3 separate regions of the Mus musculus genome follow, and regions 2 and 3 are each linked to region 1. A link is a loop called in an ENCODE intact Hi-C map of the cell type or tissue named here. Cell type or tissue: gastrocnemius. All regions are shown on one strand. Region 1 has its middle 29 kb from the start of Pomc. Region 2 overlaps Dtnb (dystrobrevin, beta). Region 3 overlaps Adcy3 (adenylate cyclase 3).

Region 1 (8,000 bases):
TTGCCACAGGTTCACACTTTACTTCTACCACCTGGTAAGAGGTTTATCACCACTTTTCACTTATCTTCCAGATGACTTCCAGTGTTGTTTTCTTAGCCTCATGGGAGAGCAACATAAAACTCATACAACATAATCGAATCATCATGTGCTCTGCAGAGAAAGAGTCCTGCATGGGGAAGGGGAAGACAAGACAGAAGGTTTTGTCTGTGATAATACATTTCTGGCAAATGTATAGGTTATCCCAGGGAAACATTTCCTCACACATATCACTCCCCACTCCTCCTCTTTAACTGGGATCTCACTACGTAGAACATGCTGGACTCCAACACACCCAAAGAGATCTGCCTGCCTCCATCTTCCAGATTCTGGGAGAAAAATACACATGCCACCTTTTATTTAATTAATTAAATTTATTTATTTAGCCGGGCATGGTGGCACACACCTTTAATCCCAGCACTCGGGATGCAGAGGCAGGGAGATCTCTGAGTTCCAGGCCAGCCTGGTCTACAGAGTGAGTTCCAGGACAGCCAGAGTTACACAGAGAAACCCTGTCTTGAAAACCCAAAAACCAACCAAACAAACAAAAATTTTATTTGGGTTTCCAAGACAGAGTTTCTTTGTGTAAAACATCGTGTCCTAAATTTTTATTTATTTGTTTATTTATTTATTTTGAGGCAGGGTTTCTCTGTGTAGCACTGGCTGTCCTGGAACTCGCTCTGTAGACCAGGCTGGCCTCCAACTCAGAAATCCGCCTGCCTCTGCCTCCCAAGTGCTGGGATTAAAGCTGTGCACCTCCACTGCCCAGCTACCGTGCCCATTATTTAAGATAGAATCATGTGTAGTTTACAAATTCTCTCTGTAGCCAAGGGTGGCCATGAACTCCCAATTCTTCACCTACCTCCAGAATACTGGGATTACACACTTCCCTACTGCCCTGGTCACAGAATGCTTCTTTTGGCCAAAACAAAATGTATTTACAAAAGTATGGGTTTTTTCCTATGCCCTCCCTTGTTCCCTAATAAAGCCACGGAGACCTTTATATTTGTTAATAAGTTCCTTGCACGATAGCTGGGCGGTTACCGATCTCTTTTAAGCGGACTATGCAGCAATGGCCTACTTCCCAGTCACGTGGCCATTACCTGCCACCGTGGACCCCGGGTCCCAGTGGGAACTCCTCAGAGCCCAGCTGAAACCCTCTCCCTGGCTCTCTGGGCTCAGAAATCCTGCCTTTTCTTCTCCTGCCCAGCTAGATATAGGCTGACCAGCTCTATATTGACCAATCAGAAGATGATGGAGAACGTGTTTTAAAAAACGGAGTCAGGAAATTCTTCACAATAATGGCAACACCCAAGTCTGGACTGCAACCAGATCTCAGGTACAGAAATCAGCACTGGAATACATGGTGCACAGAAAACATCCCCCAACATGTATCTTTGTATTTATTCAAGCCTTTATATCTTTCAAGTTCACATCTTTCATCTAGAGAGGACTTATAGGATTCTCATTAACACATTTCTAAACAGCCCTTCTTGTGTTGGCAGTATGAATGCATTCTTCTCATCCAGTGTGCTTTCTAACTGTTTATTACAAGGGATCATTCTGAAAAATGCTTTAAGCAGGGTATCGTGTAGCCTAAGTTGGCTGTGGTTGCTATATTGAAGCTAGCCTTGAACTCTTGATCTTCCTGCTTCTGCCTCCTGAATTTCTAGGATTGCCTTACCAACTTGAATAACTAGACGTTGGCTCTCTTTGTGGGTTTTTCCTTCCACCCTTCACTCCTTTTCTTCCTTTTGACCTCTGAACACTAGATAGAAGAGACAACAGAACTGAGGGGAAAGGAGGAAACATTATCATTAGACTACTTCCTGTGAGTTTGATCTCTCAGATGTCAGGACATCTAATTTCTTCTTATTTCTTCTTTGCATGTGAGTTCTTAACAGCAACCAATAGCCCCCACCACGGGGGGCTCTAGCATTTATTATTTATTCTGAAAAGTCCTCAGAATTCCAAAGGCCACACAATCATAGTAACTATCTGCAGCTGGCAAATCCACGCCCTTGCTAGAGCACAAGGCAAATCATAGTCAGCTGCTGTGGATGACCTGAAGCAGCCCCACATCCCAGGCCTGGGAAATTCTCACCACAAGCTTCTAACAGGGAAGTGGTCCCTGGGTTAAGTCAGGCTCCTGGTACCTTCCTGTCTATCACTGTTCTAGCACAGCCGCTGCAGGTGGGTGTGGTTGAAAGGATTCTGGGTATCGGGTGCTTTGACGGACTCTGTTGCTGGAACTCTCTAGCATGGGGCAGAGGGCCTGGAGGCAGTAATGACCATCTTGAGCTCTCTCCTGCGGAGACCAAACATCCCTCCTTCTGCCTTCTTCTGATCTGAAGCAGCATCCACTTATCCGGGCTGTTTACTAGACAAATGGCTGAGGGCAGTCGCTCGGAGGCTGCCTGTGGCCATTAGCAATGATTTCCTGCCAAGTGTGTGACAATAGAGGTTGTGACACGGAGTGAAGATTTCAGGGCAGAAAAGCACAAGATGATTACACGCAGAAGAGAAAGAAGCTGCATTCGGAGTTTTATCTCCTCTATCACTAGCCAGCACCGGCAATGCGGTGGGTGCTCTGTAAATACTTGACTGGGAATGAAACACAGAGAAAACTCCAGGAGGATCAGGGGTATAAAAATGATCTGAACAGGGCCTGCTGTGGTGGGCAGATGTAAAGAGAGCCGGCTGTGATGTGTGGTGGTGCACACCTTTAATCCCAGTACTCTGGAGTCAGGGGCAGGTGTGTCTCTTGTGTGTTCAAGGCCAGCCTGGTCTACAGAGTAAGTTCCAGGACAGCCAGGGCTGTTACATGGAGAAACCCTGTCAGAAAAAGAAAAAGAGAGAAAGAGAAAGAGAGAGAGAGAGAGAGAGAGAGAGAGAGAGAGAGAGAGAGAGAGAGAGAGAGAGAGAAGAAGAAGAAGGAGGAGGAGGAGGAGGAGGAGGAGGAGGAGGAGGAGGAGGAGGAGGAGGAGAAGGAGAAAGAAAAAGAGAGAGATGCCTTCCACCTATCAAAGTACCAGTGTGATGGCTCAGAGGATCTCCATATCAGCATATGAGTCTGATGATCTAAGTTTGATCCCTGTCCCTGAGCCTCGTGTGCTGTTATCCCACAGAGTCTATCATCCAGCTCTTATAATGAGATGGGAGGTAGAGACTTGAAACTGTGGAAATTCATGTTCTCTAACCACACAAGCACAGTGGCACATTCGTGCCTGTGAGTGCTTGCCCTCAAACCTTCAAAAGATGATTTGATTTGTGTTGTTTTTAATTTGTGTGTGTGTGTGTGTTCAGAAGGTCACAAGAGGGTGTTAAATTCCTAGGAGATGGAGTTATAGGTACTCACCCATATGTGTGCTTGGAACGGAACACAGGTTCCGGAACCACAGGTTAGGAACGGAGCACTCTAACCACTGAACCACTTCCCCAGGCCCTGTGGTGTTTGTTTGTATGTTGGTATTTTTGAGACAGGGTCTCTCTATTATGTAGCTTCTGGAACTCGCTGTGTAGACCAGGCTGTCCTCAGACTCACAGAGATTCACCTACTTCTTCCTCCCAGGTTCTGGGATTCAAGGCATGCTGTACAATGTCCTGCTCTTGTTTGGAGACAGGGTCTTGCTATGTAGCCTTGTATGACCTGGAGCTCATGTATAGATTAGGCTGGCATCTAGCCTGCTGCAGACCTGCCTCTACCTCCCGAGTTCCGAGGATTGTGCACATCATGCTCAGATAATGTGATTTCTGTAATTATTATTCCCTTCCCCTTATTTCTTTAGGGACAGGATCTCATGTAGCCCAGGCTGTCCTTGAACTCACTATGTATCCTAGGCAAGCTATCTTGAACTCCTGGTTGTCCTGCCCCAGCTTCACTAGTGTTGGGATTAAAGTTGTGCATTCAGACATCTAGTTGACTTTTTTTTTCAAAGTCCCATATGTTATACCTTCTAAAATGTCTATATGGAAGCTAGGTCAAGTAGAGAGTTTTCTCCTTTTTGGCTAAATAGTCCTGAGGTGGCTCGGCCCCTAAGGTGGCCACCAGAGGGCAGAGTTGTTCTATTGTGGGGATATTGTAACCCACCTGACCAAGTTCCAAACAGAGCTTTGAAGTTCTGAGGAACCACCTGCATGGAGATCTTCATGGAGTGGGCCTGTTTCCCCTCACTCAATCACAACTCCCAGATTGAGGTCCCAAGTCCCAAGCTGTCTTTCTGCTTCTTGTGTGATGAGCACAGCCCATCACACACCTTCTCTGAACTCACCAATCTCTGAAAGCCCTGTTTAAGGCTTTACAGGAGACCTTGAGTGGGAAAGCCCTGCCTCTTCTTCTTCTTTTTTTTTTTTTTTGGGGGGGGGGGGGGGACAGGGTTTCTCTGTGTAGCCCTGGCTGTCCTGGAACTCACTTTGTAGACCAGGCTGGACTCGAACTCAAAAATCCACCTGCCTCTGCCTCCCAAGTGTTGGGATTAAAGGCATGTGCCACCACTGCCCGGCTGCCCTGCCTCTTCTTAACAAACTCAAGGCTTGAGAGCCTCTAGACTCTGTCTGCAGACAAGTTCATCATCTCCCCAGGAGGCCTCAAAGGCCCAATCTGAACCAACCTTGAGCAACAGTCCTTCCTGCCCTGAAGCTCATGGTGCTGTGTGTGTGTGTTGTCCATGGATGGATGAAGGATAAACAGATCTCGGGAGAGCTGTGATAAATACTATGAAGACAATAGAGGAGGCAAGGGGAGTGAGAGGGAAGGGCTGGGATTGATTGAAACTGGAATCTACCCATTTGGCTAGACTGACCAGTGATCTCCAGGAATCAGCTTGTCTCTGTCTCACCAGAGCGAGGGAATATGGGCACCTTCTATCTGCCACATACAGCTTTTCCATGGGTGCTGGGGGTCTAAATGCACACTTGCAAGCACTTGTAGTGAGAATTTGGCTTTCTTAAAAACCCAGTTATGGGGATAGAGAGATGGCTCAGCAGTTAAGAGCACCAGCTGCTCTTCCAGAGGTCCTGAGTTCAATTCCCAGCAACCACATGGTGGCTCACAACCATCTGTAATGGTTCTGATGCCCTCTTCTGGTGTGTCTGAAGAAAGCAACGGTGGTGTACTCATATGCATAAAATAAATACTCATATGCATAAAATAAATAAATATTTTAAAAAGTTATGTTATGTGAATATGTTTCTGTTTTAATCCCAGGTGTGGGATATGGGGCTGCTTCAGATCCTCCGCAGCAGCTGACTATGATTTGTCTCATGCTCTGGCAGGTGCATGATTCTGCCAGCTGAAGATAGTTTGCTTTTGAAATTCTGGGCACTCTTTTTTTTTTTTTTTTTTTTCCGAGACAGGGTTTCTCTGTATAGCCCTGGCTGTCCTGGAACTCACTTTGTAGACCAGGCTGGCCTCGAACTCAGAAATCTGCCTGCCTCTGCCCCCCACCCCCACCCCCACCCCCCCCGAGTGCTGAGATTAAAGGCGTGCGACACCATGCCTGGCTTATTCTGGGCACTCTTGAGAAGGTATAAAGATGCCAGAGCTCTGGACGTGATGGCAGCTGTCCCTCCCTTCGCTGCTTCTTCCTGTTGTGTTTGCTGCTTTAGCTCTCGGCTGTATTGCTGGTTGGAGTTATCCTGATGACACCAGTTGGATTTGCCTCTAGAAACTCAATGCCCCTAACCAGCAGGAAGTAGTATAAAGAGGTCTATGCCTCCTTCCCCTTCTAACCTTTTTTGCCTACCTAATGTTGGTGGGCTAGAAGGGATTGGTGAAGTGGTGCACGCCTTTAATCCCAGCACTTGGGAGGCAGAGACAGGAAGATTTCTGAGTTTGAGGCCAGCCTGGTCTACAGAGTAAGTTCCAGGACAGCCAGGGCTACACAGAGAAACCCTGTCTCCAAAACAAAACAAAACAAAACAAGAACCCAATAAAGTAGCCAAAAAGTATGGTTACAAGCATGTCTCTGAAGATGTCTCCAGCCCCTGCAAGTGCTATTTTATACAAAAGTCAGGGAAATCTGGTAAGATTAACTCTGACTAGACACCTCCAGGAAATTAACCAGACAAGACTAAAGCGAAGGCTGGAGTCCTGGCCACAACAATAAAGTGCTTGGCTAACATGTACCTAGAGCCTGGGCTAGATTCCCAGAACCCTAAGGAAATTCAAAGCTCCTTACAACAAACAACAGTGACACTGCTTGGGGGGGAAGCTAGGCCTGCGAAGGCCTGTGGTGGCAGAGCACACACATGAGCTATGTATCTGTGGGGCTGGCAATAAAGAACCTGCAGGGCTACAGGACTCCAGCAGTCTCTTTGCCTCTTGGTTCTTTTGCTCCGTGAGTTACTGTATGGATCACAAAGGTCGGGAGCCTGATCAGGAAGCTGCTGTAACTATTCACGTGAAAAAGGCTTTGACCCAGGAATCTTAGGAAGTGCTTGCTGGATTGGACTGAGCTGTTTGGTTCAAACCAGTAGAAATCAGAACCTCCTAGCCGCTTCTAGGGCATGAGGGAGAACCCTCCACTAGAAGCAAAAACTTGAACAGGAAAAGCCATCTGAATTCACAGAGAGTTCTGTTGTTTGTCAGGAACCATGGAGTTCAAAGCCAGAAATGCCCACAGGATGATGAATTCCAGATCAGCAGTGATGCCACTCATCTGAGGTCACTTGGCAGCAACTCCATGGATTCTAAAATGAAGGCTTGCTCTACTGATGCACACAACTGTGGCTGTTGTGCTTCTCCAGCCTCTTACACCAACTCTATTTCAATTGTGCCAGTGGTGGCATCCCCTGGGTGGCAGCAGAGGTCTGCTAGTGCTATGCCAGTCAGCAGTCCAGCTCTGCCACATACTCAACCCCAGACCCTACCTTGCTTCCCTGAGCCTCTGAGGCAGCTCTGGTTTCTCGGTACTTGGCAGGCGCCTTGGTCCTTTCACTCACCACTCAGATCAGAAGTCCGTGCTGGCTGAGTGCTGGTGCTTGCATGTGGTGCCTGTTGATATCCTAAGTGTCCATGTCCTGTGGCTCAGTGCTTCCCGTTGTAGGATGCAGCCTACAGCAGTGCATGATTCCTGCAGATTCATATGCAGGGATCACAATGCAGAACAGTAGGCTTATTTATGTGTGTGCCTGAAGGAGTTTATATACACCACGGGCAGGCGTGGGCCACCCGAGGGGCCCAGAGGCTGTTGGACCTGGAACTGGAGTTACAGATGGTTTTTAGCCACCTGACATGGGTGCTGGGAACTGAACCCAGGTCCTGTGCCTTAACCACTGAGTCATCTCTCTAACACTAAGCAATATGTTTTAAGGAAATCTATTTTTCTATATAGGGTTTCTCTGGCCATGTAGTCCTGGCTGTCCTGGAACTTGCTCTGTAAACCAGGCTGGCCCCAAACTCAGAGATGTGCTTGCCCTTGCTTCCTGAGTGCTGGAATTGAAGGTGTGAGCCACCATTGCCTGGCTACCTATAGAAAAATCTTGAAGAAGAGGAAGAGGAAGAGGAGGAAGAGGAGCAAGGACAACAAGAACAGCATCTAGTGTGGTGATGGCTGCACACATCTTTAGCCCTAACTTTTAGAAGGCAGGGGCAGGGGCAGGGGCAGGGGCAGGGGCAGGGGCAGGGGCAGGGGCAGGGGCAGGGGCAGGGGCGGGATGGATTTCTGTGATTTTTGAGGCCAGCCTAGTTTACATAGTAACTTTTAGGTTAGCCAGGGCTACATAGTAAGATGGTGTCTCCACAAAAGAGGAGAAGGAGATAAGGGAGCTGATGAGAGGGCTCAGCAGTTAGGAGTGAGCATTGTGGGTGCAGAGGACCTGAGTTCAGTTCTCAGCTCCAGATCAGGTGGCTCTCAACTGCCTACAATTCCTGCTCCTGGACATGTGACTTCTGGTCTCTGAGGGCAATGACTCTCAGGCACATTCTGTCTGGCACACATAATTAAGAGTAAATTTTAAAATGT
Region 2 (8,000 bases), 270 kb before region 1:
AAGATAAAGGAAATTAGAGACAGTTCTGGTAGCTATGGCAGTATAAGGAGAAAAAAAGCTGTTATTAAACCCTAAGGAGTAAGAGCTGAGCTGAGACGATTTACACAGCCTAGTGGGCGCTCTTAGTGGGATAAACAAGTAAAGACTGCCTGTAGGACTTCTGTTTGTAGAGTTAAGGCCCGTGACGTCTGTCAGCTCTCACAGTTCCTGAGGAATTCTGTTGAACAGATAAAGTCGGGACCTTGTGTCATGTGGCTCAGGCTTGAGAATAAGGTCCAGGGAAGAACTGTAGTTTTTGGCACACGGTACTAATGGGGAAACAAATAATGAAAGGCCTATTGCGTTTCTGAGGGAATCATGTTGGCAGAGAATCCACAAGCCTGGACTAAAAAGACTTGATTAATTTGAGCTAGACAATCACTTTAGAAACCCAGAACTTACCCTGATGCCAGGAAGAGGCAGGGATGAGTGCATTATGAACATTGTGTATCCTCAGAAGAGGGAGTGTCATGGCCACGTGGGTAAAGAAGAGACCCACGACCAGGTGTGGTGGTGCAAAGTACCCAGCACTGGAAGGTAGAAAAATGAGTTTGAGGCCAGTCTGATATACATGAAAACTTGTTTAAAAAAAGAAACCAAAACCAGAAAGAAAGAAAAAGACCAAACACACAGTTCCTCTTTCTGTCCCCACTGTATCTTGGGGGTGGGAGAAGGTGCAGGTACCCCTTTCAGGTCTCAGATTGCATCACTAGGAGTTGCATATGGTCAGAGGAAGGTAGACTCATCTGAGATGCATTGACTACATAGATTATACACCTTCCTGTGTCTGCTATGGGAGGGTTGGGCATATCGGGACACGTGTGATCATAGTGCTCACTAAGCTGTGCTTTCCTTCCTACCTGGGCAGATAACTCATTTCTATAATTCATCTTCCTTGCAATCACTAGGTACCTGTGGCCAGTCTTCACCAGAGGTTATTACCTCTTAGCCAAGGCAGTTTAAAGCAGGTCTGCTTCCTCCATCCTAATTGTCTTTATCCTCATCTGTGATACCCACGGTAATATTTCCAAAGGTGACGCGCAAGAGCCTTGGTCAGAAGGAGGCTGGGTACGTGGATGGATAGTGCCCCTGCCCGTTTGCCTATGACTTGCGAGAAAGGAAGCTGCAAAATCAGGAGTATAGAGGTGAGGAGGAGATTAGAGTACAGAAGTGACAGGCCTTGTTTGGAAAGAGAGGAGCGAAGACTGATGCCAGCACAGCCAGGGAGCCAGCGAGTCTGAGAAGCATGATCTGGACACGAGCCAGGCTCTGCTCGGCCATGGTCAGGTCTTCTGAGCAAAATGAGGAATCTGGGTAGAACTTGGGGTAGCATGACATAATTCCATTCATGTTTTACATGCTCAGTCTGGAAGCTGGGCAGAAAGTGAACACTGTAAGTAAAGGAGAAGCGTACAGACTATTTGTGAAAGATTATTATATTAATTGTATCAGTTAATTCCCTTGTTGTAGCAACGTAATTCAGCAGACCAGCCCCTACAGGTCTGTTCCTACAAACAAGGATTTTATTATTGTGTCTGTGGTTCAGGGGTCTAGTCCATCACTGCAGGGAAATGGTGGTAGGAAGCGCCTTGATAGGATAGGAGACAGAAAAAGAGATGTGCTTACTCAGCTAGCATTCTCTTTCCCCACTTTTATTCAGTGAGGGACCCCGGCCTGTAAAATGGTGTTTCCCAAATTCAGAGTCAGTTGTTGTCCCACCCCCCCATCTCTACCCCTTATTTAATTCTCTCTGGCAATGCAGACATGTCCAAAGGTGTGCCTCATTAATGTCCTAGTCATTTATTGATCAAATCAAGTTGACAATGAAAATTATTATAATTAAACAAAATATGATATGATATGGTAGCAATAGAGGTGGTAAAGATGTGTGTGTGCGCATGTGTGCATGCATGTATCTGTCTGTCCCAAGGCTTCATATGTCAGGTAAGCATTTTACCAGGGAGTTATCTTAGTTTCTAGCTTAGAAAATATAAAAGGGACTGAATTAGGATAACTTATAAATCTGCATAATGGGACCAAGGAAAAGGGAAAGACACACCAAGACTGTCCTAAACCACTTGAGTGGTAGAATTGCCATTGGCCAAAGAAGGGCAGGCTGTGGGTGGTGAATACCTCGTCCAATGTTCAGTTCTGGTTTTTTTGAGGTAGGGTCTCTTTCTGTGCCCCAGGCTGGCCTAGAACTCAGGGATCCACCCTCCAGAATGCTGTGTTTAAGGCATGAGTAAGTGTCCAGCTCAAGGGTTCTGTTTCAGCCATGTTGCATTAAGGTAGTGTCCATTTGGAGTGATTGAATAGGCCACTGGGCATGAATCTATAGTTTGAGAGCGTCTGAGATAGACTTATACTTAATACATATATTTAAATGCATATATTTAAAGCTAAATTAATGTATAATAATATTTGGATTATTTGGCACAGGAACAAAGGGTAGGGACAAAAGCTTAATTAAAGTCAATCCAAGAAGGAAAGGCACCCCCGCATACTGGCACGCGCCTTTAATCCCAGCACTCAGGAGACAGAGGCTGGGGGTCTCTCTGAGTTTGGGGTCAGCCTGGTCTACAGAGTGAGTGACAGCAAATGCAGACATTTCTTGAAGTGGACATTTATGTCTAGCACTTTCTCTACCTCTGTGCAGGGTTTCACTGGATAGCCTCGCCCTCCTGCCTCAGCCTCACGCTGTGATTGAAGGCTTGTACTGGTGTGCCCAGCTCTACTTCTGAAAACAGTTCTCCTTTAGATCAGTCCCATTCCATGTCCAAAACACACACACACACACACACACACACACACACACACACACACACACACACTATACACACTATACAGCATGTGCATGCACACACCATATACCACACACCACAGAGAGCACAATACATGCACACAGCATACACAATACATACCATACTCACATACACACACACCCCGCATACACACCACACACTGCACACCACATACACACACACTTGCAGCTAGCCTCTGAATTGAACACCACCTTCTACACACACCTGCTAGCCTGTCTAGCAGGGTAAATACTGACTGCTGATGGTTCTGGGGAGCAGAAGAGCATGGTCTTGCTGTGGAACCTGCAGACCTCAGGAATAAAGAATAGGAACAAGCTGGGCGTGCTCCCTTCCATCTCCATCACTGAGCCCCGGGCTAAGATGGGGAATGAGTGAGGGCAGACACCCCTTCACCTAGAAGCAAGGAATGGAGGGTAACTCTCAGGTTTATATTCAGGCTTGCAAGGGAAGTAGATCATTCAGGCTATCTCCTCTGAAATGCTTGCTTCATGCCTGTGTAACTTTGCTGTTAGAGCTGCGGTGCTGTAGCATTTGGTGGTACTCAGTTGCACAATAAACCACCAAAAATAAAACCTTAATGACAAAACACCATAATCATCAGACTGTATTTCTGACTTTGTGTCAGGTATTTGGGCAGGATGTGTAGGCCAGCAGTTCTCAACCTTCCTAATGTGGAACCCTTAAATACAGGTTCCCCCCCCACACACACACACAACCATAACATTTTTGTTCCTACTCTGTAACTGTAATTTTGCTACTGTTATGAATCACAATGTAAATATTTTTGGAGATAGAGGTTTGGCAAAGGGGTTGCAATCCATAGATTGAGAACTGCTGGTATTAGGATTGTCTTTCTCAACTCCATGTTTTCTGGGCTCTTTCTTGGGATGATTGAAATATGTTTGTGGCTTGAAGGACTGGAGGCTTCTTCATTCCCGTGTCCACTGCCACTCTAGGCTATCAGGAAGGCCCACCACGCTGAAGTTTTGCAAGAGTCCAGCAACATCTGCCCTATTCATGTGCTGCCCCTGGTGCTTGGCACCCGTGTTTTAGGAGACTTTGTCTAAGCCAGAGCATCTAGAGGCCAAATCTTGCAGGCAGACACACTGGGCAGAGCTTCCTGCCCTTGCCGTCTACCACACCCTCTAGGCTGGATCTCAGCCTAGGAGCAGGACAGTGGGCATGGAAGGGTGGAGTTGCTGTGAGTCCAGATGGGAGGAGAGAGCTTTGGAAACACAGCATACCACACACAGGACATTCCAAACAAGCAGGGCTTTCCTTATAGTTGATGGAACCAGAGAGATGTTCGTGGTTTTGTGCTAAATTTTCTTTATCTTTTTGTTTTGTTTTATTGTTTTTTTGTTTTGTTTTGTTTTGAGACAAGGTTTCTTTATGTAGCCTTGGCTGTCCTGGAACTTGCTTTGTAGATCAGGCTGGCCCTGAACTCAGAGATTCACTTACCTCTGCCTCCTGAGTGTTGGGATCAAAGGTGTGCATCACCACTGCTTGGCTGAATTTTACTTATAAAGAGTCCTTTACAGCACTGCAGAGGCAGAGACAGAGGCAGAGGCAAGCCTAGTCTACATAGTGAGCCACAGGCCAGCCAAGACTGTGGGTTAGATGTAGTTAGGGTATAGAAACACACAACCAACTTCTCATCCCCTGCCTCCCTGTCTGCCACTCAGATCTCTGCCTTCCCCAGTTTTCACTTTACCAAGGTCAGTCTGACTGACTCCCACCTTGGTATTCCAGACGGTGAGGGTGTTGGGGAAGAATGGGAGAATTTATGAAAATATTCTTGGACCACAGATGTGGTTCTTAGTAGAATATCTTTAGTTACATAACTAGGGGAAGTGACCTGAAAATTTCATCTTTCTAGCCAGCAGATGGCAGACTGCACCTTTGAACAGTCTTATCCCCTTTAAAAAAAATCTATAAATAAGGAAGTAGTTTTTGTTTAACAAGATGTTAAACAAATATTACTGTTTTAAAAATATTAGTGATAATCTCATATAATTTTTGAAGCATTGATACAAAAATTTTTAATATAAGGAGTCATATTTATCAGAAACAATTTTCCTTCCTTCCTTCCTTCCTTCCTTCCTTCCTTCCTTCCTTCCTTCCTTCCTTCCTCCTTTGAGATAGGGCTTCTCTGTGTAGCCCTGGCTGTTCTGGAATGCACAGAAATCTGCCTGAGTACTGGGATTAAAGCCATGAATTACTGCTAGCATCTATCTCCTTGTACCTTTTATTTTTATTTATTTTTTATTTTTTATTTTTTTGGTTTTTTCGAGACAGGGTTTCTCTGTGTAGTCCTGGCTGTCCTGGAACTCGCTCTGTAGACCAGGCTGGCCTCGAACTCAGAAATCCGCCTGCCTCTGCCTCCCAAATGCTGGGATTAAAGGCGTGCGCCACCACGCCCGGCTTCCTTGTACCTTTTAAATTCTAAAAGATAATCTGATAGTCTCTTCAGGGTGGAAAAAGTATGCTTATTGGTCATACTTTTCCCAGTTTCAAATGGATCTATGTTATATTTAATTACTACTTTGCAAATAGCACAAAATCAAATAGGAAATTATTTATCTACCTACCTTCCTTCCTACCTACCTACTTACCATTGAGACAGGGTCTCACTATGTAGCTCTGGCTGTCCTGGAACTCACTATGTAGACCAGGGTATCCTCAAATTCACAGTGATTCCCCTAGCTCTACTAGAATTAAAAGCATGTGCCACCATGCTCAGCCTGGATATGGAGATGTGTCTGAATAAATTGTAGATGTATATGAGTGCTGTACTTACATATATGCATGTGTGCTATTTGCATGCCAAGTGCCCATGGTGTTCAGAAGAGGGGGTCAGATACCATAAAACATCAGTTATGGATGGTTGTGAGCCTAGGTCCTCTGCAAGAGCAACAAGTGCTCTTAGCCTCTCCCATCTCTGGATACAAGTTTTTAATGCATAAAATAGCACTCCCACAAATAGGAAATGGGGCACAGACTTGAAGTGTAAAACAAAATCTACAAAGTCTGCTTTTTTTTCTTTGTCTTTTTCTTTTTCTTTTTTTTTTTTTTTGTGCCCAGGTACCCTCAGAAGCTACTGAGTCAGTGCCTGCCTTGGCTGCTGCCCTGTGTCTATTGTTGGTGCAGTAAAGCTGCCAGCTGTGTCCATGGCACCAGCTTGGTGCTGCTGTGCTCTCAGCCCACTCCAGCTGGGCAGCTCCTGAGTCAGCAGGCTGCTTCTCTTCCTCTGTGTGAGTTGAGTCTTGGCCCCCTGGAAGAGCCCCACCTCTCTTAGCTCCTGCTGGTTTGCTGACTATTGTCTCCACCCTTTGTGTATTCAGGAGACAAGTGAATCATTGTTGAGGTGTAGTCTGGACTCTGTTGAGAGTGTAGGAAAGGGTTGCTATTTTGCAGAGGCCACAGGCAACACCCAGGAGCACAGCCTGTAAACTAGAGCATTCTGTTGCTGCGTGAAAAGGCACTGCAGATTTCATCACAAGTCCAGGTAGAGTGTGGCTGGATTCTCACCTCCAGACCCCTCGAACCTGGCATAAGGTGTCAGCCATGGCTCAAGTACCATTAAGATTTCAGGCTTTTGGGGAATCTTGCCCATTAACTGGTTGTTGGCAAAATACATTTTGTTTTTTTTTCAGCTGTGATTCCTGTTTTCCTTTTTTTTTAATTTACATGATTATTCTTTTAAGACTTATTTATTTTATGTATATCAGTACACTGTAGCTGTCTTCAGACAAACCGGAAGAGGGCATCAGATCCCATTACAGATGGTTATGAGTCACCATGTGGTTGCTGGGAATTGAACTCAGGACCTCTGGAAGAGCAGTCCGTGCTCTTAACTGCTGAGCCATCTCTCCAGCCTGATCCCTGCTTTTCTATTCCTGGCCATCTGCGGTCTTTTGCCACGATGAAGCTTACATAAGCCATTTACAACATGGGCATCGCCTGCCTCCAAGGCCAGCTGGAGTGCATCCCGTGATTGCCTTTCCTACCGTTGGGGTGGACTCCCTCTTTCCATATAATGTTATGTAATCTAAAGAAAGGCTATGTTAGCATATTCATGTTCTCCCATGGTCAAGGACGGTGGGAATATGACAATGAGTTATTGAGGGTTAGTTTCTCATATTAGTCATTCTGGTTATTTTATTTCTTGCTTTTCAGTTTAGTACTTCTAGAACATTACACCTGGCATCTCTTAATTTAAAAAAAAAAAAGTCTTAGAAACATGAAGATGCTGCCATGAGGCACACACTCCAGTTTGCTGCCCTCCTCCAACTGCTCTTATTCCCGACTTTCTTCTGCTCATGCCCCTTCGCTCCAGGGCATGGGTTCCACATCCATTGTTATCTCTCTGGTAATTTTACTGTCTGTGGAGTTAAGCCTGTTAAATCCTGGCCATACAGTCTCTTGACTTCTCCAGTTCTGATGATCTCCTCCACTGAGCCTCAAACATCTGGCCCACAATCATGCCGGATGTCTCGCCCCATCTAGCTGCCCTCCTTCCCGAGCCACTGAGAGCAGTTCTCTTTTGACAACCTCTTATTGTTCCCGATTTGTTCCTCCTATTTCACTAAGGTCGTTCTTTTTTTCTTTTTCTTTTTCTTTTTGTTTTTTTTTTTTGTTTGTTTGTTTGTTTTTTCAAGACAGGGTTTCTCTGTATAGACCTGGCTGTCCTGGAACTCACTCTGTAGACCAGGCTGGCCTTGAACTCAGAAATCCGCCTGCCTCTGCCTCCCAAGTGCTGGGATTAAAGGCGTGGGCCCCGACGCCCGGCAAGGTCGTTCTTTAATATCCCTCCATTTCAGACTCATTAGCCAGTCTGCCTGGTGTTTGTCGGTACTTTCACTTCTTTCCTTATTCATTTCAGACATGACCATTATTCATGTGTTGTTAACTCCTTTGTGGATATGTGTACATTGATGTATCTTCCTGTGGATACTTGCTTATGCGAGTATCGTTCCTCAGGTGCTGTCCTCCTTGTTTTATGAGGTGGTGTCACAATCCAGAAAGTTCCTGAAGAGGCTGGACTGGCTGGCAGCAAGCTCTAAGGACCCAGCAATGGTCTCTGCCTTCCTTATCCTGGGATTGCATGTGTATACCATGGTGCTTGATCCTCTTTCT
Region 3 (8,000 bases), 280 kb after region 1:
CAGTTGGAGGCTCAATCCCTTGAAATCACGTTTGTTTGTTTGTTTTGTTTTTCCCCTAGTCATTTCCCAAGAAGCTTGTGGCCTTCTCATCTTGGATTGACCGGACCCGCTGGGCAAGGAACACCTGGGCCATGTTAGCCATCTTCATTCTGGTTATGGCCAATGTTGTGGACATGGTGAGCTTTTGCTTCCTGGTTGAAGGGGGCATAAAGCCAGGGGAGAGGGGCTGAATGCTGTCAGTTTGCCAGTGCGTTCCTGTCAGCATATATTTCAGGTAGATAAATCTGAGACTGAACATCCCAGTTAGGTGGAGAGGGTCTTCCTGTGGGAATTCAGGAAACTTCCAAGGTTGACTTAGGTCTTCGTAGCCCCTTCCTTCCCACGGTCCAGTATGCCGAGTCCACAGCTAGGTGGACCAACATCATCTGTGGCTCCACACATAGGGATTAAAGTTCAGAAAGGTTTGTTTGCTTGTTTTAGGTCACATAGTAATAGTCAAAAATTGAAGCAGTTTCAGTGTCCGGGAGATAGCTCAGTTAGTAAACAGCTTGGGACCTGAGTTCCTTCCTCAGAATGCGTGAAAAAAGCCAGGCATGGTGGTCTAATGCTCATAGTCTCAGTGATGGGAAGCAGAGACACTAGGATCTCTGGGATTCACTGGCTGGCAAACTTATTTACTGACTTGTTCTGGGCCAAGGGAGACCTAGTCTCAAAAACAAAATCAATCAATCAATCAAACAAGCAGATATCACTGATGGAATGACACAGGAGATTGTTCTAGCTCCCAAAAGTACATACATCTTGTGTATATGCATGCACACATGTGAGATGTCTCTGTGATCTAAGGATGCATGAGCTGTGTTCCCTGAAGCATAGCCTGTGTGGGGATCCACTGGGCTGAGAGGGTGGGCCCATTTCATCAGGTAGCCCTCCTACATTCCTAGGTGGCTGGGCAGGGACACAGCCTCACAGGGCCTAGGAGATCTCTGGGGAGGCCATCTTCTGTTCTGCTGGGTTCGTGGAGAGCTAGGGTTCTGTGAGAGGGCAGCTAGATGCTCTGTGAGGGAAAGAGGACAGGGAAGGTCACTTTTCCCTTCAGTCAATATGGACTAATTTGGACATACCGAATGCACTCTCCTAAGTCCTCTTAGGAATGTTGTATAGTACTTGCTGTAATTTAGCAACCTATGCACGGGAGTAAAATGAGCCTAGATACTTACTCTGGAAGTACTAGAAGTGGAAAGCTGTAGGGCTGTAACTGGACACCTACCTGGTCAAGGACAGCTCAGAGCACAGGAAGTCTGTGGGTCACATAGTGTCTACCATGCAGAATGACGCCCCTGATCCCATGGTCCAAGGACCTGGGACAAGTGCACAGGGATCCACCTGCACCCCCTGGCATTACATGCCAAGCCGTTACCCAAAGCTAGGTGAGATGCAGGTTATCTAGAAAGGCTTAGTTAGCTCACGGACACATTTTCTGTTAACTGTGGTGAACAGTAGTGCAACCAATGAACAGACTCAGAAGGTAGGGGTGCCCTGGTAGCAGAATAGCTGTCACCCCAGAGATTCCAAACGGCCACACAGCCTCTCTTGCAGCAAGTGTGATGGGGAAAGCGGAGGGAGCCATCGCTGAGAGAGCCCTCTGACCTGCCGCTGATGGTCCCTTTCACCCGTCCCCTCCCCTTGTCCTGGCCTCCAGCTCAGCTGTCTCCAGTACTACATGGGACCTTACAACATGACAGCTGGGATGGAGCTGGACGGCGGCTGCATGGAGAACCCCAAGTACTACAACTACGTAGCTGTGCTGTCGCTCATCGCCACCATCATGCTGGTGCAGGTCAGCCACATGGTGAAGCTGACGCTCATGCTGCTCGTCACAGGCGCCGTGACTGCCCTCAACCTGTACGCCTGGTGTCCTGTCTTTGATGAATACGACCACAAGCGCTTTCAGGAAAAGGAGTAAGATGAAGCCTGATTGAGCGTGTTCGTGGTTTCTTTCCTCTCACATGCCCTACCCTGTCCCTGTTTCGAGGCCACCTGCCTGAGCTGAGCTGGCTTTCTACCTCACTTTCCTCAGAGAAATAATGATGAGTCATGGAAATCCAGGGCTTTCTCACAGACGCGCACAGCCTGTTGGGAATGGCCCTTTCCATCTCACCGAGTAATTTGGGACACCTCAGTGTTTGGCTGGGGTATCAGCCTCTTACACCCAGATGTGGCCTGAATGTACTATTATCTGCTCAACAGCTCTCCTATGGTGGCCTTAGAGAAGATGCAGGTACTTGCCACCCCTGGGCTCAATGGCACTGACAGGTAAGAGTCACTGCGTTTCCTCCTTGTCTGCTTCCTAGCCCGTCCCATAGGCAGCAACTATAACATGCTTGCAGGTACATCAGTTAAAGGAGTTGAGTATGTCCATGGATTAGCTGGGTAGAGGCTGTGTCCAGTGTGGACCTGGCCATCTGGGCTCCTCTTACATCAGAGACGGAAGAGTTGAGAGCAGAGCTGTGTGTGTGGAAGGTAGGGTACAGAGGCTAGAGCGGAAAAGACTCGAGTGGATGGCAGCTGCAGTTAACAGGCTGGCAGGATACACACAGGCAGGGAAGCGAAGAAAGAGGGCTAAGTTGGAATTAAGGCGGTCAGCCCTCCCCTCTGGAGTCCATCATAGATCAGCTCTCCTAGGCTCGTTTCCCCGAGAACACTGAAGTTCTCTAAGATGTACCCTAAAGGTTTAGAGCAGACCCTGAGGTGAAGTTTTTAAATTTAATTTAATTTTATTTAATTATTTTATTTTATTTAAGATGTGCTAATGGAGGAAAAGCAGGAGACTTGAATGTGTCCTTCATAAAATAAGTCTAAATGGCTAGGCAGTGGTGGCACACACCTTTAATCCCAGCACTTGAGAAGCAAAGGCAGGCAGATCTTTGTGAGTTCGATGCTAACCTGGTCTACAGAGTGAGTTTCAGGGGAAAAAAAAAGAGTCTTAAATGGACACCAGTGAAGGGCATTTAGGCAAGCAAAACAAAACAAAACAAAACAAAACACAAACACAAATTAAAGCCATAACAAACTGTCACTATACCCCACCAATGTGGCAAAAATTTCAAGCTGTTATTAAGGTCAGTGTTAACTCATACACTCTTGGTGGTGGTATAGTTTTAGCCATTTGGATTTGGTTAGGAATAGACCTATGGGGTTGGAGATACAGCTCATTTGGTAGAATGCTTGCCTTAGCATGGAAAAAGCCTGGGGCTCCCCAAACGGCATAAACTGGAAATGGAGGCAGGAGGGCAACCGTTCAAGGCCAGCCTGGGACACATGAGATCCTATCGCAAACAAAACTCTAAAACCCATAATAGCCCTGAAACTCCACTTCTATATACGTCTTAGAGAAGTTCATACATACATATATACCCCACGGTAGACATGCGAGAAGATCTCTAGTAGCCTCGTCATCCATATTACAAAGGACATCAGTGGTAACAGATAAAATGGCCTCTTCATGTAGCAGAGTTGTATACAGTGATGGAAGTTAACTCTAAGTCCACATAAAACTATGGTTAAAGTTAGAAAGGCACCACAGCAAGATTGTAGCCTGGTCCCATTGCTAGGGAGTCTCTTCTTCAAAATCCTACAGTGTATATCTTAGATCCTATATCTTGGATGTGTCAGATGCTAAGCATCTGAGGAACAGGTTAGTGTGAATGGCCTGTAGCCAGGGGAGCTAGGGCTGCTGTTGATTCCAAGTCCAAGCCTAGTCACATGCTGCGGAGGGGGGGGGGGGGGACTAGGAGAGGAACTGAGGTGGGGAAGCTTCTGAAGCCCCCCCCACCGTGATCGATTGATTGATTGTGAATAGCACAGCTGGAGGGGGGCAAAGGCGCACTTCACGGTCCCTCCCGTCTGTCCAGCAGGCTGCCCCTGGTGCCTTCCAAGTACTCCATGACTGTGATGATGTTCGTCATGATGCTGAGCTTTTACTACTTCTCGCGCCACGTAAGTGCCACACCCTCTTCTGTGGTAAGGGCCTCCCAGCAAGCTATCCTAGAACTCAGAAGCCCAGGCACCTAACAAGCAGCAGCTCCTTCACCTAACATGGCCCATGGGATGCACCAGCTCTGCTGTGCCCCGCTTCTTCCTCTGTCCTCCTCCAGGATGACCCTAGGCAGGCTCGAGGCCTCTGCACTCACCCGGGTATGGGTGATGGGGGTGTTCACTGAAATGCTAGCCTTGGAGTCAGAAGAGAAAGGGAAAGGCCCTAATGAAGTTCTGTTCGGTAAAGAGGAAGTATCCATACAAGGACAGTTAGCTTGGATGCCCCCAAGTGGTTTGCCAGGAAAGTACAGCTCCCTCAGATCCCTTCATAAATGGAGCTGCTAGAGATGGGGATGCCTCCTGGTTCTGGCAGAACCCTCTTTGTGACCCCTACGCCCCAGCCCAGCTTGGATCTCTACTGTATCAAGAGGCCCAGGTCCTTAATGCAACTGTGGGATGTCATTTTGATTAGGTGACTCCTTGCAGCTCTTCTGTCATTTAGTGGCCTCCTTCCAGTGTTATCCTACACGATATTCAATACCCCGTTCTAAACCTTTCCACTGGATGGCTTTAGAGCACACAGCTCACCTGACCTATGTTGTAGGTGGAAAAACTGGCCCGAACACTGTTCTTGTGGAAGATTGAGGTCCATGACCAGAAAGAACGTGTCTACGAGATGCGCCGATGGAACGAGGCCTTGGTCACCAACATGTTGCCTGAGCATGTTGCACGCCATTTTCTGGGGTCCAAGAAGAGAGATGAGGTAAGAGGATGTCATGTGGAGCTTATTCTTTCTCTGAGGAGCACTGAGTCAAGGTCCCTTTAAAACTGGGATTGGAAGTCCAAGTATGGCTGGACATAACCAGAAACAAACCAAGAGATATTCCCAGGGTCTCTGCTACACAATATTGCTGGTATGCTGCATCTCGGGACCCCCTACAGAACCAGAGTGCCCCTCCTGCCAATAACACCTTCTCAAACCAAGGTGGCTGACCACCCCACTCACCTTCCCTGGAGAGGTTTCTGTTATTGGGATGAAACACCGTGGCCATAAGCAACTTGGGGAGGAAGGGTTTATTTCATCTTACACTTCCAGGCAGGCAGTCCATCACCAAAGGCAGGCAGGACAGGGACAGATGCAGGGGCCATGGAGGAGTGCTTCTCATTCTAACCATTCAAAGTTGAGTTCAAACAGTTGAGTACACACATCCTGTGAGGCCAACCGAAGCTCCCGTAGTTCACCATCCTACCAGGCAGCCATCTCTCGAGTGCTTGGACCTTCTCTGTGAGGTGTATGCACGCGTGTATGCATGTGTTCACATGGAGGCTGAAGGTTCTTTACTGCTTGTCCCAATATGTGGAAGGAGTGTCTCTTGCAGAACCTGTGGCTCTCTGTTAGTGTGACTAGCCAGCTGGCTTCTACTCCCCATGCACTCAACCCTGGTCCTCCCGTTTGCACAGCAGTATCCCAGGCTGACCTTGCCTCTTTTTAGGAGCTGTACAGCCAGTCTTATGACGAGATTGGAGTCATGTTTGCCTCCTTGCCCAACTTTGCTGACTTCTACACTGAGGAGAGCATCAACAACGGCGGCATCGAGTGTCTACGCTTCCTCAATGAGATCATCTCTGATTTTGACTCTGTGAGTGTCCTCCTGTCAGAGCTAGCTCCTTTTGTATCACATCTCAGACAAGTTCTATACATTTCCCACGTGAGTCTTTTACAGTAACTGGGCTTCTGCGGCCATCTAGAACTCACGAGTCTGAGGGCTGAGGCAGAATCCTGGGGTGACCCTGGCAAGTTCATGGGGCTAAGGATTGTCCTCTCTCCTACCTCAAGCCCCTATTAAACATTGACTACATACTTTTTCTTAGGACTTCCACCACCTAAGGAAACTAGCCATTTAACTTAAGTTTATGGTAACTGAGGCTGAGGCTCACATGCCCAGGTAGCAGGGAATGAACAAAGGCAGTATAGGAGAGTGTCTCTCAGATACATTGTTGGGCCTTAGAAACGGGCAAACTTGATAGTGCATTCGCTCCTCTTCCTTAGTTGTTCTAATTCTGTCCTCAGCTCCTGGACAATCCCAAATTCCGGGTCATCACCAAGATCAAAACTATTGGCAGCACCTATATGGCAGCTTCAGGAGTCACACCAGATGTCAACACCAATGGCTTTACAAGCTCCAGCAAGGTAACCCAGTAACTAGAGAGGCAGCCCGTGCCCGCAGACCATGGGAAATGAGAATCAGATGAAGTTAATGAAGATTCTTGTGCAAAGGGCTCATTCCGATGGGCCATGCCCCCAGGGTTTAAGAACTGTATCAGTTCTGGATCGGTGGAGTCTCCCTGCTGCTGCTGCCTGGTCTTTTTGCTGAGCTCGGGTGGACCCATGGAGCCTGCTGTGTGATTCCCTGATGGAGAATCACGAGCAAGCACGGTTCTTGAAGCATCATCTAGTCTTCCTTTACATGGGAACTTCCTGAACTGAGGCTGAGTCAAGCAAGCGGAAGGTGTTCACTAAGTGCTTACAGCCTTGAGGAACCACGCAGGACCAGACTCAAACAGAGCAACGAGAGCTCTGCCTTGTGACCAGTCACGTGGCACACAGGATGCAGCTGAGACAGGGCCTCCTTCCCCTAAACAGATGTGGGAGGGAATTCTGCAGTGGTGACATGCTGGCCCTCCTTAGCAGCCTGCCACCTTGCGTCCGTACTTGCCACTTGCCTAGTTGTTATGGTCGTGGCCTGTTGGTTCTGACAGTGTCAACATGCTTTCACACAGGAGGAGAAGTCAGACAAGGAGCGCTGGCAGCACCTGGCTGACCTGGCTGACTTTGCATTAGCCATGAAGGACACGCTCACAAACATCAACAACCAGTCATTCAACAACTTCATGTTGCGCATAGGTAAAGGCACCACTAGCACTGGGGGCCTCAGCAGAACAGAGGCTTAAAAAGCAAAGGCAGATTGGTAGGGGAGCCAGAGGACCTTTAGTTCTGCCCTCTTGGAGATTGTTCATGTGTAGAATGTACAGTAATGGAGTAGTACAAAGATAAACCCATCCCTACTGTTCCCAATGGCAGTTCAGACTCCCTTCCGCACCTGCCTCCCCCAAGGTTTGTGCCAGCTACTCATATGAGGAGTGGCCTCACTACTGGGCAAATTTACAGGAGTTTGAAGTATTAGGAAGGTTACATTGAAGCTGGCCACTATAGTCCTGAGAGACAGTTGTGAAGGAATTTTTACCAAGGGACACAGGTGTTCCTATTAGCAGCCTTGTGGGCGGGGGTTAGATGATCGTCTGTGAGAGAGAAATTGGTAGTTTGTGGAAAGCTAATGCAAGCTTGGCTTGTGGCCATGCTCCATTCCTCTACTCTAGGCATGAACAAAGGAGGGGTTCTGGCTGGCGTCATTGGAGCCCGGAAACCACACTATGACATCTGGGGCAATACGGTCAATGTGGCCAGCAGGATGGAATCCACAGGAGTCATGGGCAACATCCAGGTATGTTCAGTACTAGAACTGAGCATGTTGGTTTGAATGCAGGGAGTCCAACACAAGTAGAAGCCTGGTGCTTTGCCATATATTACTGGCTCCTGCCTGTGGGCATTAGGTCAGTGTTGGCAGTGCCACAGGGCCAAGGAAACATGGACTGAGGCCTCTAAGGCTTTGATTCACTCAAAACATTTAAGATTCAGGTTTGGGTGGAAACGGCCTCCGTTCGGTAGAGTTAACAACTAAACTGTCTTGAACCTGTATCAGTGCCATGAAATGGTAGTCTGCTGCTTAAGTGACTGCCTGTGGGTCTCCCTTATGTGGGGCTGTATCTACATACTGCTACTGAGCTTCTACCCCACCATCTTGGCTTCCTCTTCTCTAACTTTGTCTCTGTTCTCCATGTACAGGTGGTAGAAGAGACGCAGGTCATCCTTCGAGAGTACGGCTTCCGCTTTGTGAGGCGAG

What was found. Peaks named below come from ENCODE experiments on the same cell type or tissue, not always from the same donor. Only the 100,000 strongest peaks of a DNase experiment are listed, where the experiment ranks them.
Region 2: it touches region 1 in a loop (2.1-fold over the local background); 7 of 42 quality-filtered maps call a loop at or near these places.
Region 3: it touches region 1 in a loop (7-fold over the local background); 12 of 42 quality-filtered maps call a loop at or near these places.

What each region holds. Positions count from the first base shown.
Region 1 is chr12:3,922,221-3,930,220 of GRCm38, forward strand. No RefSeq gene overlaps it. Among named protein-coding and RNA genes, the nearest start is that of Pomc, 29 kb to the right of the region's middle. In gastrocnemius, CTCF peaks have their summits at 4,078 (motif pointing right) and 6,826; DNase peaks (open chromatin) are centred at 4,093 and 6,855.
Region 2 is chr12:3,656,728-3,664,727 of GRCm38, forward strand. All of the region lies in intron 8 of Dtnb (dystrobrevin, beta), which reads left to right. Among named protein-coding and RNA genes, the nearest start is that of Dtnb, 88 kb to the left of the region's middle. In gastrocnemius, a CTCF peak has its summit at 4,738 (motif pointing right); a DNase peak (open chromatin) is centred at 1,284; H3K27ac peaks cover 521 bases.
Region 3 is chr12:4,204,663-4,212,662 of GRCm38, forward strand. It overlaps Adcy3 (adenylate cyclase 3), which reads left to right. Exons shown (of 21, transcript NM_138305.3): 12 at 60-176; 13 at 1,703-1,962; 14 at 2,251-2,316; 15 at 3,915-3,999; 16 at 4,643-4,801; 17 at 5,532-5,678; 18 at 6,110-6,229; 19 at 6,820-6,943; 20 at 7,417-7,541; 21 at 7,943-8,000. It also overlaps a transcript of Cenpo not described here. Among named protein-coding and RNA genes, the nearest start is that of Cenpo, 25 kb to the right of the region's middle. In gastrocnemius, a CTCF peak has its summit at 4,328 (motif pointing left); a DNase peak (open chromatin) is centred at 4,322; H3K4me3 peaks cover 179 bases; H3K27ac peaks cover 250 bases.